2 separate regions of the Homo sapiens genome follow, and region 2 is linked to region 1. Evidence: read pairs that join two places in POLR2A ChIA-PET (ENCODE). Cell type or tissue: OCI-LY7. All regions are shown on one strand.

Region 1 (8,000 bases):
ATCTATATGCTGAAAAACACAAAATAAGGATGAAAGACATCGAAGAAGACGTAAATAAATGGAGAGGTGTGGCATGTTCATGAATTCACTCAATCTTGTTAGAATGTCAATTCTCCCCAAACTGATCTATAGGCTCAATGAAATTCCAGTGAAAATCCTAGCAGATTTTTTTGTAACAAATAATAAGGAAACAATACAATTTTTTAAATGGACAAAAGATTGGAACAGACACTTCACCATAGTTACACAGATGGCAAAGAAGAACATGAAAATATGCTTAAACCATTAGTCATTAGGAAAATACAAACTGAAGCCACACTGAGATGCCACTACACATGTCTTATACCGGCTTAAACAAAAAACAACTGACAACATCAAACGTTCGTAAGGATGCAAAGCAATTGGAATTCTTATATATTACGGGTAGGAATGCAAAATAGTACCACTATTTTGGAAGACAATTTGGCAATTTATTATGAAATTAAACATTCAGGCCGGACACAGTGGCTCACGCCTATAATCCCAGCACTTTGGGAGGCTGAGGCAGGCAGATCACTTGAGGTCAGGAGTTCCAGACCAGCCTGGCCAACATGGTGAACCCCATCTCTACTAAAAATGCAAAAATTAGCCCGGCGTGGTGGCTCACACCTGTTGTCTTAGCTACCTGGGAGGCTGAGGTGGGAGGATCACTTGAATCTGGGAGGTGGAGGTTGCAGTGAGCCAAGATCGAGCCACTGCACTCCATCCTGGGTGACAGAGTGAGACTCCATCTCAAACGAACAAACAAAAAACCACATTCAATTACCATATGACCCCTTCAAGTATTTACCCCAAAGAAATGAAAACTTATGTTCACATGCCTGTACACCAGTGTTTATAGCAGCTTTATTTATTATAATCCCCCAAACTAGAAATAACACAAACATCTTCAATTGGTAAATGGATAATCTATTGAACATCCATACAATGCAATACCGTACGGCAATCAAAAGGAATAAACGACTGCTATGAGCAACAACATGAATGAATCTCGAATGTATTGTGCTAAGTGAAAGAAGCCAGACTCACAAGCCAACAATTTCAGTTATTCTGGAAAAGGAAAGTGATAAGGACAGAGGACAGATCAGTGGTTGCCAAAAGCCACAGGTAGGGGGAGAAATTGACTACAAAAGACCATGATCTCTGATTTTTGGGTGGGATGGACCTGTTCTAAATATTGATTGTGGTGGTGGCTGCAGGACTGTATCCGTGTGTCAGAACTCATACTGTATACTAGAAAAGGATGAGTATTACATAGGTAGATTATTGCTCAATAAACGACTTTTTGTTTTGGTTTTTGTTTGTTTTGAGACAGAGTCTGGCTCTGTCTCCCAAGCTGGAGTGCAGTGGCATGATCTCAGCTCACTGCAGCTTCTGCCTCCCAGGTTCAAGAGATTCTCTGCCTCAGCCTCCAAATAGCTGGGATTACAGGCACATGCCACCATGCCTGGCTAATTTTTGTATTTTTTGTAGAGACAGGGTTTCGCCATGTTGGCCAGGCTGGTCTCGAACTCCTGACCTGGCCTCAAGTGATCCACCCACCTCGGCCTCCCAAAGTGCTGGGATTGCAGGTGTGGGCCATGCACCCGTCCAATAAACTTGGCTTTTAAGAAATTCTACCCTGGCTCTCATACCATGATTTCATCATCAAGCCTAAATTCTCCACCTGACTTTCTGGGGTTGTTTTGTTTTGTTTTTGAGACAGAGTCTCAATCTGTCACCCAGGCTGGAGTGCAATGACACAATCTCGGCTCACTGCAACTTCTGCTTCCCAGGTTCAAGCGATTCTTGTGCCTCAGTCTCCCGAGTAGCTGGGACTACAGGTGTGCCCCACCACACCTGGCTAATTTTTGTATTTTTAGTAGAAACAGGGTTTCACCTTGTTGGCCAGGCTGGTCTCGAACTCCCAGTCTCAGGTCATCTGGCCACCTCGGCCTCCCAAAGTGCTGGGATTACAGGTGTGAGCCACTGCACCCAGCCTGGGCATTTTTTTTTAAGACAGGGTCTTGCTCTATTGCCCAGGCTGGAGTGCAGTGGTGCAATCACAGCTCACTGACTGCAGCCTCCATCTCCCGGGCTCAAACAATCCTCCCACCTCAGCCTCTGGAGTAGCTGGGACTAAAGGCACGTGCCACCGTGCCTGGCTAATTTTTTAATTTTTTGTAGAGATGAAGTCTCGTTTTGTTGCCCAGGCTGGTCTCAAACTCCGGGGCTCAAGTGATCCTCCTGCCTCAGCCTCCCAAAGCGCTAGAATTACAGGCATGAGCCACGGGGCACAGCTTGGAACTTTTTCTTTTCTTTTCTTTTCTTTTTTTTTTTTTTTTTTTGGAGGCAGAGTCTCGCTCTGCTGCCCAGGCTGGAGTGCATGGTACGATCTGGGCTCACTGCAAGCTCCGCCTCTCCGGTTCACGCCATTCCCCAGCCTGGACCTTTTTAATGTGGCCAACAGAAGCAGTCGACTTGGTTGCCCACACCACCTTCTTGCCCCAGTTAGAATTGTTTCCTCTCCATCCTATCAACATTCCACAGACTTTCAGGCTTCCCTGAGTTTTTGCAAAGGTGTCCCCTCACCCGCAATGCCCTCCTCTCCGTCTTCTGTCTCTCCCGAACCCCTAAGCTGCACGTCCTACCCTACCATGTGGTCCTCCCTCAACCCTCAATGCCTGAGTCTGCGCCACACAGCTCAGGACCGGCCCCCTCTCTGAGTGTTCGTGGGTATCTGGTGGGTGTTACTCTGATTTCAGGTTCCTCATCAACACGAGTGTGGAATGTAGCCTTACTCACCTCTATTCCCATCGCTCAAAGAATCCAAACCGCCTAGCACACAGTAGGCCCCCAGGAAGGACAGGGACCACTGAGCTCCCGGAGGAGGCGAGATTGGAGCCTCTTAAGAGCTGGGTCTGGAGGGACCTAACGAGGCACCATCGCGGGTGGGGGTCAGGCTATCAGGGCCAAGGGCAGTGGAGAAAGCGCGGGAAGCGCGGAGGTCCCCGAGGTGCAAGCTGACCACCCGCGGCCCCGCGTACCTTGCCCTTGTAGGTGCGGTCGGCCGAGCTCACGGACAGTGCCTGGATCAGCAGCAGGAGGGACAGCGGCACCAGGAGGCCCGCGGCGGACACGGCCACCACGATGCTGCGCGGGTTAAGGAACCGGGCTGCGGGACCCCCACGCCTGGCCCCGCCCCCCAGGCCCGACTCCGCCCCGAGCCCCGCCCCGCCCCCGGACGCCCGCCCCTCAGGCCCGACTCCGCCCCGAGCCCCGCCCCGCCCCTGGCCCCGCCCCCAGGCCCGACTCCGCCCCGAGCCCCGCCCCGCCCCCGGACGCCCGCCCCTCAGGCCCGACTCCGCCCCGAGCCCCGCCCCGCCCCTGGCCCCGCCCCTCAGGCCCGACTCCGCCCCGAGCCCCGCCCCGCCCCCCGGACGCCCGCCCACCCGCCCCGTCCCCTGGCTCCACCCTCATCCCGCCCACCCCCTTGAAAGCCTGACTCCACCCCGCTGTCCCCGCCCGTCCAGATCTGCGGTGCACCTTTAGCACCCGCTCCGTGACCCCGCCAGATTCCTTTTTCTTTTCTTTTCTTTTCTTTTGAGGCACAATCACCGCTCACTGCAGCCTCGACCTCCCTCCCCGGTTCAAGCGGTCCTACCACCTCAGCCTTCCAGGTAGCTGGGACTATAGGCGCGAGCCATCACGCCCGGCTAATTTTTCTATTTTTTTGTAGAGACGGGGTCTATGTTGCCCAGGCTGGTCTGGGTCTCGGGCTGAAGCGATCCTCCCGCCTCGGCCTCCCAAAGTGCCGGAATTACAGGCGTGAGCCACCGCGCCGGCCCGGGGGAGGCTTAACGCTCCGCCCCTTCTCCTAGCCCCGCCCATCCCCCGACCCCGCCCACCTCACCTCGTCCCAGACTGGTCCTCCCAGGCGGCTTCTCCCTCTAGCCCCGCCCCCATAGCCCCGCCCTCTGCAGCCCCCTCCTTGGCTGTCCCCGCCTCCTCTCCTGCTTCCCCACGTGGGCGGATACGCGATGGCCTTGTCGGTGGAGAAGGGCAGGTGGGTTGTGCGCACCAGGAAGATGAGACAGGTGACCAGCATGGCGCCCGAGTAGAGGCACAGGGACAGGACAAGCAGCATGAAGAAGCGGAAGTTGCGGTGACCGATGCAGTTATTGACCCACTTGCAGTGGTGGTCAAAGTCCTGGGCGACAGGGAGAGGGGCCAGGCTTGAGGACTTCTCCTCTGGCCCAAATTCCATCACCCCAAATCCTGAGGCCCTCCCCCTGCCTTCTAGGCCACCTGCCCTTGGCCCATGCACTGGCTTCCACCCCCAGGGAGAAACTGAGCCACAGAATGCCTCATGCTGGCATTTCCCTTGTTAGAGCACAGTTAGGACTCTGGTATATACGGTCACCTGTCAGAAGACCTTTAGAGAGAAGACTGGCCTGGCCTTCTGTGAGACACATCCTACTGTAACTCTGGGCAGAACGTAAACCATCTCTGGACCTCCACTTTCTCATCCATTCGATGAAGATGACAGTAACAGTAACACCCTTGCCCAGCCAGCCTCCTGCACTTGTAAACCTATGCAAGCCGTGCTCTCGAGAGAGATGGTCACTCAGAGCCAGGAGACCCTCCAACTTGGACACCCAGGCGAGGACAGGCAAGGCCTCCCAGACCAGGCGGGCAGCCAGCCTGAGGGGCTTGGGTATCTCGTGTTAGCGAGCCCAGGGGTGGGACAGAGGGCTGCCTCTCCTCCCCTGGCCTGACCCAGCCCAGGACAGATGCGGATGCCCTGTGCATGTCAGCACCTCTGCAGGCAACGGCCAGCCTCCCAGGACAGGTGCAGGTGGAGAACACATGAGTGACCAAGGGTGGCTGGGAGTTACTGCCACCCTTGGCCTTTAGCAGTCCTGAAAACAGCTTCACACCCAGCCCTGGCCCCTGTATGAGGGAGGCTCCTGGTCCCAGCCAGATGTGGGGCGATGGCTGGTGGACAGGTAGAGGGGCACTCACCTCCACACAGATGTTGCACCAGGGGCAGTGGTAAGTCCGGGGCGGGCGGTGGAAGCAGCACTTTGGACACCATTGCAGGCGGAAGGCCCCGTGGTTCACCCACACCACGTGCACCGTCAAGGGGCCCTGCTCAGCGGAGCCTGGCGTGGGAAGAGGATTGGGCACAGCAGAAGGCCCTGCGGTCACCCCGCGGCGGGGGCAGCTCCACGGCATCACAGGGCACAAGGAAGGGTGGGGACAAGGTGGGCAGGGGAACCCCTGTCCCCACTGAGCAAGCTGTCCAAGCTCAGAGAGGATGGCAGTCAAAGGGAAGACGGGTTTCCAGCCAGGAGAGTTTTGTATGAAACTCAGGCGTTTGGAACAGTGAGTGCTGCTTTGAGTGTCATTGTGTAGTGAAGGGAGGAAGTGCATACAGTGGTTTGGAAGAGCCCACTGGCTTCTGGCCCTGGCCTGCCCGGTCCTCCCATCTAAGGCAACTGGGAAACCTCAACAATTCTGTTTTTCCACACCTTGGTGGCTTAAGAAACGGGGTAGGGCCGGGCGCGGGGGCTCACGCCTGTAATCCCAGCACTTTGGGAGGCCGAGGTGGGCTGATCATGAGGTCAGGAGTTCGAGACCAGCCTGGCCAATATGGTGAAACCCCATCTCTACTAAAAATACAAAAAATTAGCTGGGCGTGGTAGCATGCTCCTGTAGCCCCAGCTACTTGGGAGGCTGAGGCAGACGAATCGCTTGAACCTGGGAGGTGGAGCTTGCAGTGAGCGGAGATTGCGCCACTGCACTCCCGCCTGGGCAGCAAAGCGAGACTCTGTCTCAACAAAAAGAAAAGGAAAGAGAGAAAGAAAGAAGAAAGGAAAGAAGGAAAGAAAGAAAGAAAAAGAAAGAAAGAAAAGAGAAAGAAAGAAAGAAAGAAGGAAGGAAGGAAAGAGAGAGGAAGAAAGGAAAGAAGGAAAGAAAGAAAGAAAGAAAAGAGAAAGAAAGAAAGAAGGAAGGAAGGAAAGAGAGAGGAAGGAAGGAAAGAAAGAGGGAGAGAGAGAGGAAGGAAGGAAAGAAAGAAAGAGAAAGAAAGAAAGAAAAGAGAAGAGAAGAAAGAGTGAGCGAGGGCCAGAGCAATGAAGACGTGGGGTGAAGGGGTCCAGAGGCTGGAGGAGGGTCAGTAGGAAGAGCACTTTAGGAATCCCCCCTGCAGGTTCCCAGCCCTTGAGTGACACCTCCTTTTCCCAGGGGGCTGATGCCTCACCTTGATGTAAGATGCCAGGGTCTGAGAAGTTGAGTGAAACAAGACTGAAGAAGGTAAGGACAAAGAGGGAGCCTGTGATAACAGGAAAGGCCCACTCCCCGTTCTGAGCCAGCCACCTGCAACTGAGACCAGAGGCAGGCTCGGTCCTGAGCAGGGGCAGCCCAAAGCCCCCGGCCCAAGGCCTGTGGCTTGCTCAGGTCAGGACCCACAGACCTTCAAGCCAGATCTAAAAATCCAGGCTCCAAATACCCAGGCAGACTCATAATGGCTCCACCAAATGTCACCAGCATGACCAGCCACCCAAAGCTCCCAAAATGCACAGGCACCCTTGACCTCTGCGCCTTTGCACGTCGGTTCCTGGAACAGAATATCCCCTTTTCCCTGCCCGCACCCTTGACCTCTGCACCTTTGCACGTCGGTTCCCTCGAACAGAATATCCCCTTTTCCCTGACCTCTCCCCCGGTCTTCTGCACTCCCCTGCCTCCATCCTATCATCTTCTGTTTCCCTGGCTGTCTCTTTGTGGGAAACCTAACGGCTTGCCTGGAAAACTCACGGGAATGCGAAGAAGAGGCCACTGAAAAAGACCAGCAGCACCACATTGAAGGCAGCAAAGAGGCTAGGGAGGAACCAGGGACGTGGGACCAGAGGCAGGGGATGGGGCTCCTTCACCAGCGGCGTGGCATCCGTTAAGAGTGTCATGGCTGGGCCTCCTTCGCCTCCAGGGGAGGTCAGAGCCACCAGGCTTCCTCCCCCAGCCCAGCTTCCAGAGCTCCATGGCCACGGCAGCCTCAGAGCCGCAGCCCAGGGTGAAAGGAAAGAAGGCCCAGTGTGACATCACAGAGGCTGGGGGACCTCAGCAGAACTGTCTGCAGCCCTGCTCTAGCTGCCTCCGGTGACAGGCACTTCCAACAGCAAACCCCACCCCCACCCCGACATGTGCTGGGGAACCGGGAGTTCCTGCCCCTGAGAGGCTGATGTTGTTGGAGAAAATATGACCTGGAGAAACACATGGGAAGAAAGTTGGTAATTTTCAGCCGGCGCTGTAATCCCTGTAATCCCAGCACTGTGGGAGACCGAGGCAGGCAGATCACTCGAGGTCAGGAGTTCGAGACCAGCCTGGCCAACATGGTGAAACCCCATCTCCACTAAACATACAAAACTAGCCAGGAGTGGTGGTGCACGCCTGTAGTCCCAGCTACTCAGAAGGCTGAGGCAGGAGAATCACTTGAACCTGGAAGGTGGACGTTGCAGCGAGCCAAGATCGCGCCATTGCACTCCAACCTGGGTGGCAGAGTAAACTCCATCTCAAAAAAAAAAAAAAAAAAAGAAAGAAAGTTGCTGGGTTTTTTTGTTGGTTTGTTTTGTTTGTTTGTTTGTTTTTGAGATAGTTTCGCTCTTGTTGCCCAGGCTGGAGTGTAATGGCGCAATCTCGGCTCACTGCAACCTCTGCCTCCTGGGTTCAAGCGGTTCTCCTGCCTCAGCCTCCCAAGTAGCTGGGATTACAGGCATGCATCACCATGCCCGGCTCATTTTGTATTTTGTAGTAGAGACGGGGTTTAGTCATGTTGGCCAGGCTGGTCTCGAACTCCTGACCACAGGTGATCCACCCACCTCAGCCTCCTAAAGTGCTGGGATTACAAGCATGAGCCATATTAAACTTCCTTTATAAAAGGCCTCAAAAAGAAGAAACTGAGGCAGAAATTTAAAAATAAATAT
Region 2 (8,000 bases), 440 kb after region 1:
GAAACCCCGTCACTACTAAAAATACAAAAATTAGCTGGGTGTGGTGGTGAGTCCCTGTAATCCCAGCTACTCAGGAGGCTGAGGCAGGAGAGTCGCTTGAACCTTGGAGGCGGAGGTTGCAGTGAGCCGAGATGATTGTGCCATTGCACTCCAGCCTGAGCCACAAGAGCAAAATTCTGTCTCAAAAAAAAAAAAAAAAAGATAATCGCTTTCATGTTTTGTGTATTTTACTACAATTAAACATTTTCTAAAGAAAAAAAGGAAAGAAAGGGGGTGATTTTCTCAAAGGGGAATTGAGGGGTTGTTACCAGAAGGAGAAACGAATGTGAGTGAGTAGGCGAAACCAACCAATTTCCAGAGCGAACGGAGTCAGGTGCTGACCCCAAGCCAATGTGTCTTTTCTCACTTTAATGCCTGAGGGATTTCAGAGTGAACAGAGTGAAGAAAGGAGGAAGTGGAACCTCGTCATGGTCCTCACCCACGAGGTGGGCGCGAGGAGCAGGCTGGTACTGGATAGGCTCAATGTGGCCACAAAGCCTGGTGAGGTCACAGGGACTCCCCTCCTCCAGCCCCAACCCAAAAGGTTGCCTAAGGCAGGTGCTGCGCCATGTGCACCAAGCAACTTTCTGCTGCCACCTCCAAGAAAGAGAAGGACCGGGAGGGGATTTCTCCCAGGAGAGAGAGCACATAACGCTCCGTCTTTTCACCTGTCTGTTCTCAAGCAGGACCTAAGTGTCTAAGGCAACCCCACACCCACAGTGCCTGGCAGGGGCCCACCCATGGGTACACATCGTGTTCTCCTAAGCTCATGTCACTCCATTTCAGATGTCAACTGGACATGGACTCCTGCTGATCCTCCCTACTGTCATTCACTCCTCTCCTGCTCCAGCCCTGATCCCTGAGGTCTCTTCTACCCTTGCAGTGTCTCCCCTCTGTGGTCCTCAGGCACCAAGGCTGAGCCCTTTCCCTCGGCCCTGCAGTGTCTCCCCTCTGTGGTCGTCAGACACCAAGGCTGAGCCTTTTCCCTTGGCCCTGCAGGCTCAGTGGGGAGCAGGGCTTTCCCTGCCTGGCCCTGGACCACCTCCTTCAACTTCAGCAAGTTAGCGGTCTCCCTGTCACCAGCCAGCCTGACACCCTGAGACCTCCTCATGGGCCTCGGCCGTTCTCTTGTTCTAGGTTATTGGGCCCTTCCTCAGGTCCTTAAACTGATGCTTCCATTCAGCTTCTCATCTCCTTCCAAATCCCCAGTTTTCTTCTAGGCTCTCTGGCTAGAGAAGGTTAGAGCCATTTTGAAGGCCTCTGACAGCCCCCGTCTTGCTTTGTCTCCACAGAAGGCCATGGTCCCATGATACACTCAGGGGTGCTGTTCAGAATATCAGGCACCGCATGGCACAGCTACTTGGGAGGCTGAGGCAGGAGAATTGCTTGTACCCTGGAGGCGGAGGTTGCAGTGAGCCAAGGTCACGCCGCTGCACTCTAGCCTGGGTAACAGAGTGAGACCCCGTCTCAAAAAAAAAAAAAAAAGTTAAATCACTTGATATGCATTCTGAAATATTTAAAGGAAAGTATATCAATGACTGCAATGTACTTTGAAATGCACGATCAGGCTGGGTGCAGTGGCTCACACCTGTAATCCCAGCACTTTGGGAGGCCAGGGCGGGAGTTTGAGACCAGTCTGGCCAACATGGTGAAACCCCATCTCTATTAAAAATACAAAAATTACCCGGGTGTGATGGTGATCTGTAGTGATCTGGTGCCTGTGATCCCAGCTACTTGGGAGGCTGAGGCAGGAGAATCTCTTGAACCCCGGAGGCAGAGATCTCAGCGAGCAGAGATCGCACCATTGCACTCCAGTCTGGCGACAGAGTGAGACTCTGTCAAAAAAAAAAAAAAAAAAAAAAGAAAGAAAGAAAGGTGGCATGGGTGGTGCTGTGTGCCTGTAGCCCCAGCTACTCGGTAGCCCTAGGTGGGAGGACTACTTGAGGCTGGGAGCTTGAGGCTGTAGTGTGCTACAATCCCATCTGTGAATAACTACTGCACTCCAGCCTGGGCAACATAGCAAGACCTCTAAAAAAAAAGGAGAAAGAAAGATGGACAGAAGGATAGATAGATGGATAGATGTATGTTGTTGGGGAAAAGTTAAATGACTAACAGTACCTAGTAACTGTTCACATTCCTTGTCATGATCATAAAAATCAAATAATAAGAAATTAGAAAACTTCCATAGGAAATGTAGCTACCTATAATACACTGCCATATGAATTACTGGGTTATTGCTCCACTCAACTTTTAGCTTGTGATGAGGAGGTGATACCAGCACTGAGCCTGCAGGATGAGTAAGAGCTTTGCAGGTGAACAAGACCAGCAAAAGAGCCTTTCCCACAGAGGACAGAGCGTGTGGGCATGCGTGATTTAGTCAAGGGTCGCAGGCATCCCAGGGTGGCTGGGGCTTGTGGTATTGAGGTTGAGCTGATGCAGAAGTCACAGACCTGGGTTTGAATTGTGGCTCTAACATTCTCTAGCTGTACAGCCTAAACCTATGTGAGCCGCCATTGACCAAGTGTGAAATGGAGATGACAACATTTACCTGCTAGGATTTTTGTGGGAATTATATGTAAAGTACCCGGTATAGCCCGTGTTCCAAGGTGAGCACTCAGTAAGCATGAGCTGTCACAGTGAAGAGCCCGGACAGAATCTGGGAGTGATTATGCAGACCTCGAACACCACTGAATTGACCTTTGAATCGGCCTCTTGTCAGGAATCCATATGCTTTCGTTCTTCAATCGTACACTTTCTCAAGGAAACCAAGTAGTCGGGGTGGGGGGATATATTTTCATTGTTTTCCCACTGGGGCCACTAAGCCGCTGTCATCACCCATAAAAAACCCCTGCCCACAGTCTACCGTGGACCCTGGGTGCTCGCTTCTCCCCTGGACATCCCAGGGTCCACACGCTGCAGCTCCCAGGGGTGGGAGAAGGGACGAAAGCTCCTTCTCCTTCACTGTATTTCCCTCAACACCAGCTTGCTGTTTGCACAGAGGAACTCTGCTTTCCCTTTGATTAATACACCTCTTTGTCTCACTATGGAAAGCGTCTGTCCCCCTCCAGTGGGGGCGTGTCCTCCTGCAGGCCTTGGAAGGCTTGGTGGGGTCCCCCGCCCACTAAACGTGAAGTCCGAACATTCCCTTACATCGACAAAGCCTTTTCACACACACTGTCCCATTCAGTCTCGACACAACCCTGTGAGGCCATCAAGGCAAGTGCTGTCCTCCGTGGTCACCACCAGAGTGAAGGAGCCAGGCTTGGGCCCAGGCCTCCTTCCCCAGCCCAGGGTCCCTTCCTCTACACAGGTCCCACCTGCTCCTTCTTATCGAGAAGGGCGGTGGCAGGTAGCCACTCCCTCAGAAGTGACCAGAGGGAACAAACTTGTGATACTGAAGGGAAATCAGATGCTAATGCGTTATGCGGTTGAGCGCCTATCAGCAGAGATTATGTGGGTCTCTCCTATAGAAAGGTGACACCGAGGACCTACCACCAGCCACCACCAGCATGCAAGGGCGAGGTGTCACCTCCCAGTGGGAGCAGGTTTGCATTTATTAAGACCTGTGGCCAGATGGCAGCCTGTGGGCATGGAACAGGACGAGGTGGGCTGACCTCTGATGGCTCTACCAGGCCGACGCTGACCACGTAGGGAAGCCAGTTGGCTTATTCGTGGCCCTAAGGAAGTGAGGGCTGAGCAGGGAGGTGCTCAAAGCGGGCTCCTCACACTGGCTGTCTGGAGTCGCTGTGGGAAGGGCCCAGGGGAAGAAGGGTTGCTGGGGCCTCTGAATCCCCCCCCGATGGAGGCAGAGCCTCATCCATTCCCAGAGAGTCTCTCGCCACGAGCCCCGGTACAGCGCAGGCTGACCAGAGAACCGGAGAACCGGGTGGGAACCGGAGATCTGAGTTGAACCAGTGCTGGGAACCATGGCACTGCCTTCGCCGAGCCGCCGCGTGCCTCTCTTTTCACCTCTCTGGCCTGCATATTCTTTTAGCAAACTTGGGGATTATACTACACATTCTGCTTTACACTTTCCTTTCCTTGATATTATTTTATTATGAACGTCTTTCTGCGTCAATCAATATATTGCTACCAAAGCATTTTTTTATCATACCACGTCATTCCTATCATGTAGTTTTACCATAACTTATTTAGCCAGTGCTTCCATTATTGGACTTTTGATGGTTTCCACTTTTTTATTATTCTTACTAATGTTACAATGAATATTTCTTTTAAAATATTTTTATGTACATTGTATTTCCTTAGGATAAATTCCTAGAACTTGAGTCATTGAATCAAAAAGAATCCAGACTTTCAAGGTCTTTGATAAATTGGCTAAATTGTTCTTCAGAAAAAGTGTGCCAATTTTCTGTTCTACCTGCAGGGTGTGAGACAGTTCTTAGGGGGGGAGAAGTCAAAACAATTGTATTGTCTATATTTTGACAAATTCATTATTAAGAGAAAGCTAGAGAAGCAAATCACAAGCTCTGAATTCACACATCACAATTCTAAATGTTTGTTGTTCTAATCCTCAATTTCAAGTTCTTGTTAATGCATCCACCATTTGAATATTTACTTTTTCAAAATATAGGAATGTGTTAATTTACCAAAGATCACAATCGGTTCTTTGCTTTTTGCTTATTTTTTGAGACAGAGTCCCACTTCGTTGTCCAGGCTGGAGTGCAATGGCATGATCTCGGCTCACTGCAACCTCTGCCTCCCAGGTTCAAATGACACTCTTGGCTCAGCCTCCCGAGTAGCTGGAATTACAGGTGCCTGCCACTATGCTCGGCTAATTTTTGTATTTTTAGTAGAGACGGGGTTTCACCATGTTGGTCAGGCTGGTCTCAAATTCCTGACCTCAGGTGATCTGCTGGCCTTGGCCTCCCAAAGTGCTGGGATTACAAGCGTGAGCCACTGCGCCCAGCCACCTGGCTAATTTTTGTATTTTTAGTAGAGACGGGGTTTCTCTATGTTGGCCAGGCTGGTCTCGAACCCCTGATCTCAGGTGATCCACCCACCTCGGACTCCCAAAGTGCTGGGATTGCAGGTGTGAGCCACTGTGCCCAGCCTGTATTTCCATTTTTAACATAACAAATGTTTCCTGAGCACCTTTCTGAGAAGAGTGTTTGAAAAAGGTATGTTAATGATTCCTGGAAATATGGGGACAGAGATTACCATAATTTAACATCTCTTTTCAGGAACACTTATTTCATTTTCCTCATTTTTAAATGTGAGTACTTTAAAACTTACAGAAAAGTTTACAAGAAAGTACAATACTAAATTTACCGAGTAGTAATATTTTGCTTTACTGTCTCTATTGAGCCATTTGAAGGTAGTTTACATAAATTACGGACATCATGAAAGTTCCCTGTAAGTGCTTCAGCATGCATTTCCTAACAATAGAGGCGATGTCTTACATAACCACAGGCTTGTTATCCGACCTGCAGACCTCATATCATCTGTGCATCTGAAAACTCATCACTTAGTGCCTATTTAAATTTCCCCAATTGTCTCATACTTTTCTGTTAGAGATTCTTTAAAATCCAACATCCGGCCAAGCTCAGTGGCTCACGACTGTAATCCCAGCATTTTGGGAGGCTGAGTTGGGTGGATCACCTGAGGTCGGGAGTTCAAGACCAGCCTGACCAAAATGGAAAAACCCCATCTCTACTAAAAATACAAAATTAGCCAGGCATGCTGGTGCATGCCTGTAATCCCAGCTACTCAGGAGGCTGAGGCAGGAGAATCACTTGAACCCGGGAGGCGGAGGTTGCAATGAGCCGAGATTATGCCATTGCACTCCAGCCTGGGCAACAAGAGTGAAACTCCATCTCAAAAAAAAAAAAAAAAAAAAAAAATTCCAACATCCACTCAAGGTTCATTCACTGCACTTGGTTAAATGCTTCTTAGTCACTTGTAATCTAGAACAGACACCCCCAGCCCCACTCCAGCCTTTCTTTGATTTTCAAGACTGACTCTTGAGAAGTCCAGGCCAGTTACCTTGCAGGACGTCTTACAGCCCAGATCTGTCAGAGGCTTTCCTCATGACTGGATTCAGGGCAAGTGTTTCTGGCAGGCGTTCCACCAGGACAGTACCCTGTTTCCTAAGTCATCACACTCAGAGGCTCAGAATGGCAGGAGCTCTCACCACGGGGGTGTTGAGTTTGGACATTTGGTGAAAGTTGAGGTCATCCTAATGTTTTGCTAAGAATCAGAGGGACCAGAGCTGCTTGCTTGAGACTTCCCAGTGCTTCCTGGAGAAGGGACTGTTGGAAATGGTCACAGACTGGGGGTTGGTTTTGTTCTGTATCATCTGTTCTCAGTGGTCTGTGACCAGCTGCCCTTCCCATTCTCCCAGATCCCAGGTGCAATTGCTCTTTTTCTTGCAGTCAAAGGCAGACTCCCTTTCTTGTGGAGGCCTCCATCCGGCACCGTGTGCCCTTGTGTGTCCATGAGTGTCACTGTCACACATTTACCACTGCACCTGTGCGCACTCTGCCTCTGGAGAGCCCTCCCCCAGACCCAGGGAGAAATATTTGTTTCTCTCTTTTTTTTTTGAGACGGAGTCTCGCTCTGTCGCCCAGGCTGGAGTGCAGTGGCGTGATCTCGGCTCACTGCAAGCTCCACCTCCCGGGTTCACGCCATTCTCCTGCCTCAGCCTCCCGAGTAGCTGGGACTACAGGCGCCCGCCACCGCGCCCGGCTAATTTTTTGTATTTTTAGTAGAGACGGGGTTTCACTGTGTTAGCCAGGATGGTCTCGATCTCCTGACCTCGTGATCACCCGCCTCGGCCTCCCAAAGTGCTGGGATTACAGGCGTGAGCCACTGCGCCCGGCCAAAATATTTGTTTCTAGCACAGAGTGCCCCGAGAGCTGCCCACTTTCTCCAGGAGACCTCTTTCCGTAAAGCTTTTTCAGCTTCTCTGATTACTTTGAGGAGAAAATTCTTAACTACGTGGTAACATACGTATGGCACTTGCTCAGAGCCCCTTTAGCGGAGAGGGTCCGGTCCCAGCTCTGGCAGCAGCTGCTCACGTAGTAGCAGTCAGGGGAGGTGGGGGTGGGGACGGTAAGGTGTCCGAGCAGCTCCAACAAGGAGAGGCCGTCACTCTGGCCGGGATAACAATTCAGATATCCAGCGTGCACCTGAATAGTAGAAATCCAGCATCCTTTTCTAAAAACAAAACAATAGCAAAATTCAGATCTGAGCTACTCTGTAGCATTTCTTTTTTTAGAGACAGAGTCTCGCTCTGCTGCCCAGGTTGGAGTGCAATAGCGAGATCTCTGCTCACTGCAGCCTCCACCTCCCAGGTTCGATTGTCCTGCCTCAGCCTCCCGAGTAGCTGGGATTACAGGCATCCGCCACCACGCCCAGCTAATTTTTGTATTTTTAGTAGAGACAGGGTTTCACCAGGTTGGCCAGGCTGGTCTCAAACTCCTGACCTCAGGTGATCCACCTGCCTCGGCCTCCCAAAGTGCTGGGATTACAGGAGTGAGCCACTGCGCCCGGCCATTTTTGTATTTTTTTTAGAGAGGCAGGGTTTTGCCACCTTGCTCAGGCTGGTCTCGAACTCCTGAGACCCAGTGACCCCCCACTCCTTGGCCTCCCAAAGTGCTGGGATTACAGGCGTAAGCCACCGCACCTGTTCGCAACAAACATAATTTCTAAAACAAAGGAGACTCTTTGCAGCGGCTGTACGTTCTTCTTCCTCACTGTCAGCATTCTCTTGTTGCAGAATACAACCTCCATTCATGTTGTTTTTATGAATGAATCTTTTTACCACTTTCTTACTATGACCAGGTCTGGAGGCAGAAAACCACGTTGTCTTCTCTGCCTAAAAAGCAACACCACATCTTCATAGACAAGGTTGGCTATGGAGTAGACTCACAGCATTCCATGATAACTAGTTAGAATGCAGCAGTGTTCCAAATGGGCCAAACCTTGTCCAGACAGGAGCA

The links. Peaks named below come from ENCODE experiments on the same cell type or tissue, not always from the same donor. Only the 100,000 strongest peaks of a DNase experiment are listed, where the experiment ranks them.
Region 2: POLR2A ChIA-PET joins it to region 1 with 34 read pairs; 2 of 35 experiments call an interaction of 5 or more read pairs at or near these places.

The regions. Positions count from the first base shown.
Region 1 is chr3:196,204,333-196,212,332 of GRCh38, forward strand. It overlaps ZDHHC19 (zDHHC palmitoyltransferase 19), which reads right to left and starts at 7,068. Exons shown (of 8, transcript NM_001039617.2): 1 at 6,838-7,068; 2 at 6,284-6,405; 3 at 5,044-5,183; 4 at 4,056-4,228; 5 at 3,066-3,171. The coding sequence starts at 6,983. LOC124909479 (a long non-coding RNA gene) reads left to right here and starts at 7,083. Exons shown (of 4, transcript XR_007096240.1): 1 at 7,083-7,307. RefSeq lists silencers at 3,114-3,233, 3,491-3,640. In OCI-LY7, a CTCF peak has its summit at 1,119; DNase peaks (open chromatin) are centred at 3,529 and 3,969; H3K4me3 peaks cover 401 bases.
Region 2 is chr3:196,642,891-196,650,890 of GRCh38, forward strand. The region is part of intron 1 of NRROS (negative regulator of reactive oxygen species); the gene reads left to right. Among named protein-coding and RNA genes, the nearest start is that of NRROS, 7.2 kb to the left of the region's middle. RefSeq lists enhancers at 603-652, 783-1,022, 4,798-5,563, 7,862-8,000. In OCI-LY7, no CTCF peak of the experiment used is centred here; a DNase peak (open chromatin) is centred at 481; H3K4me3 peaks cover 694 bases.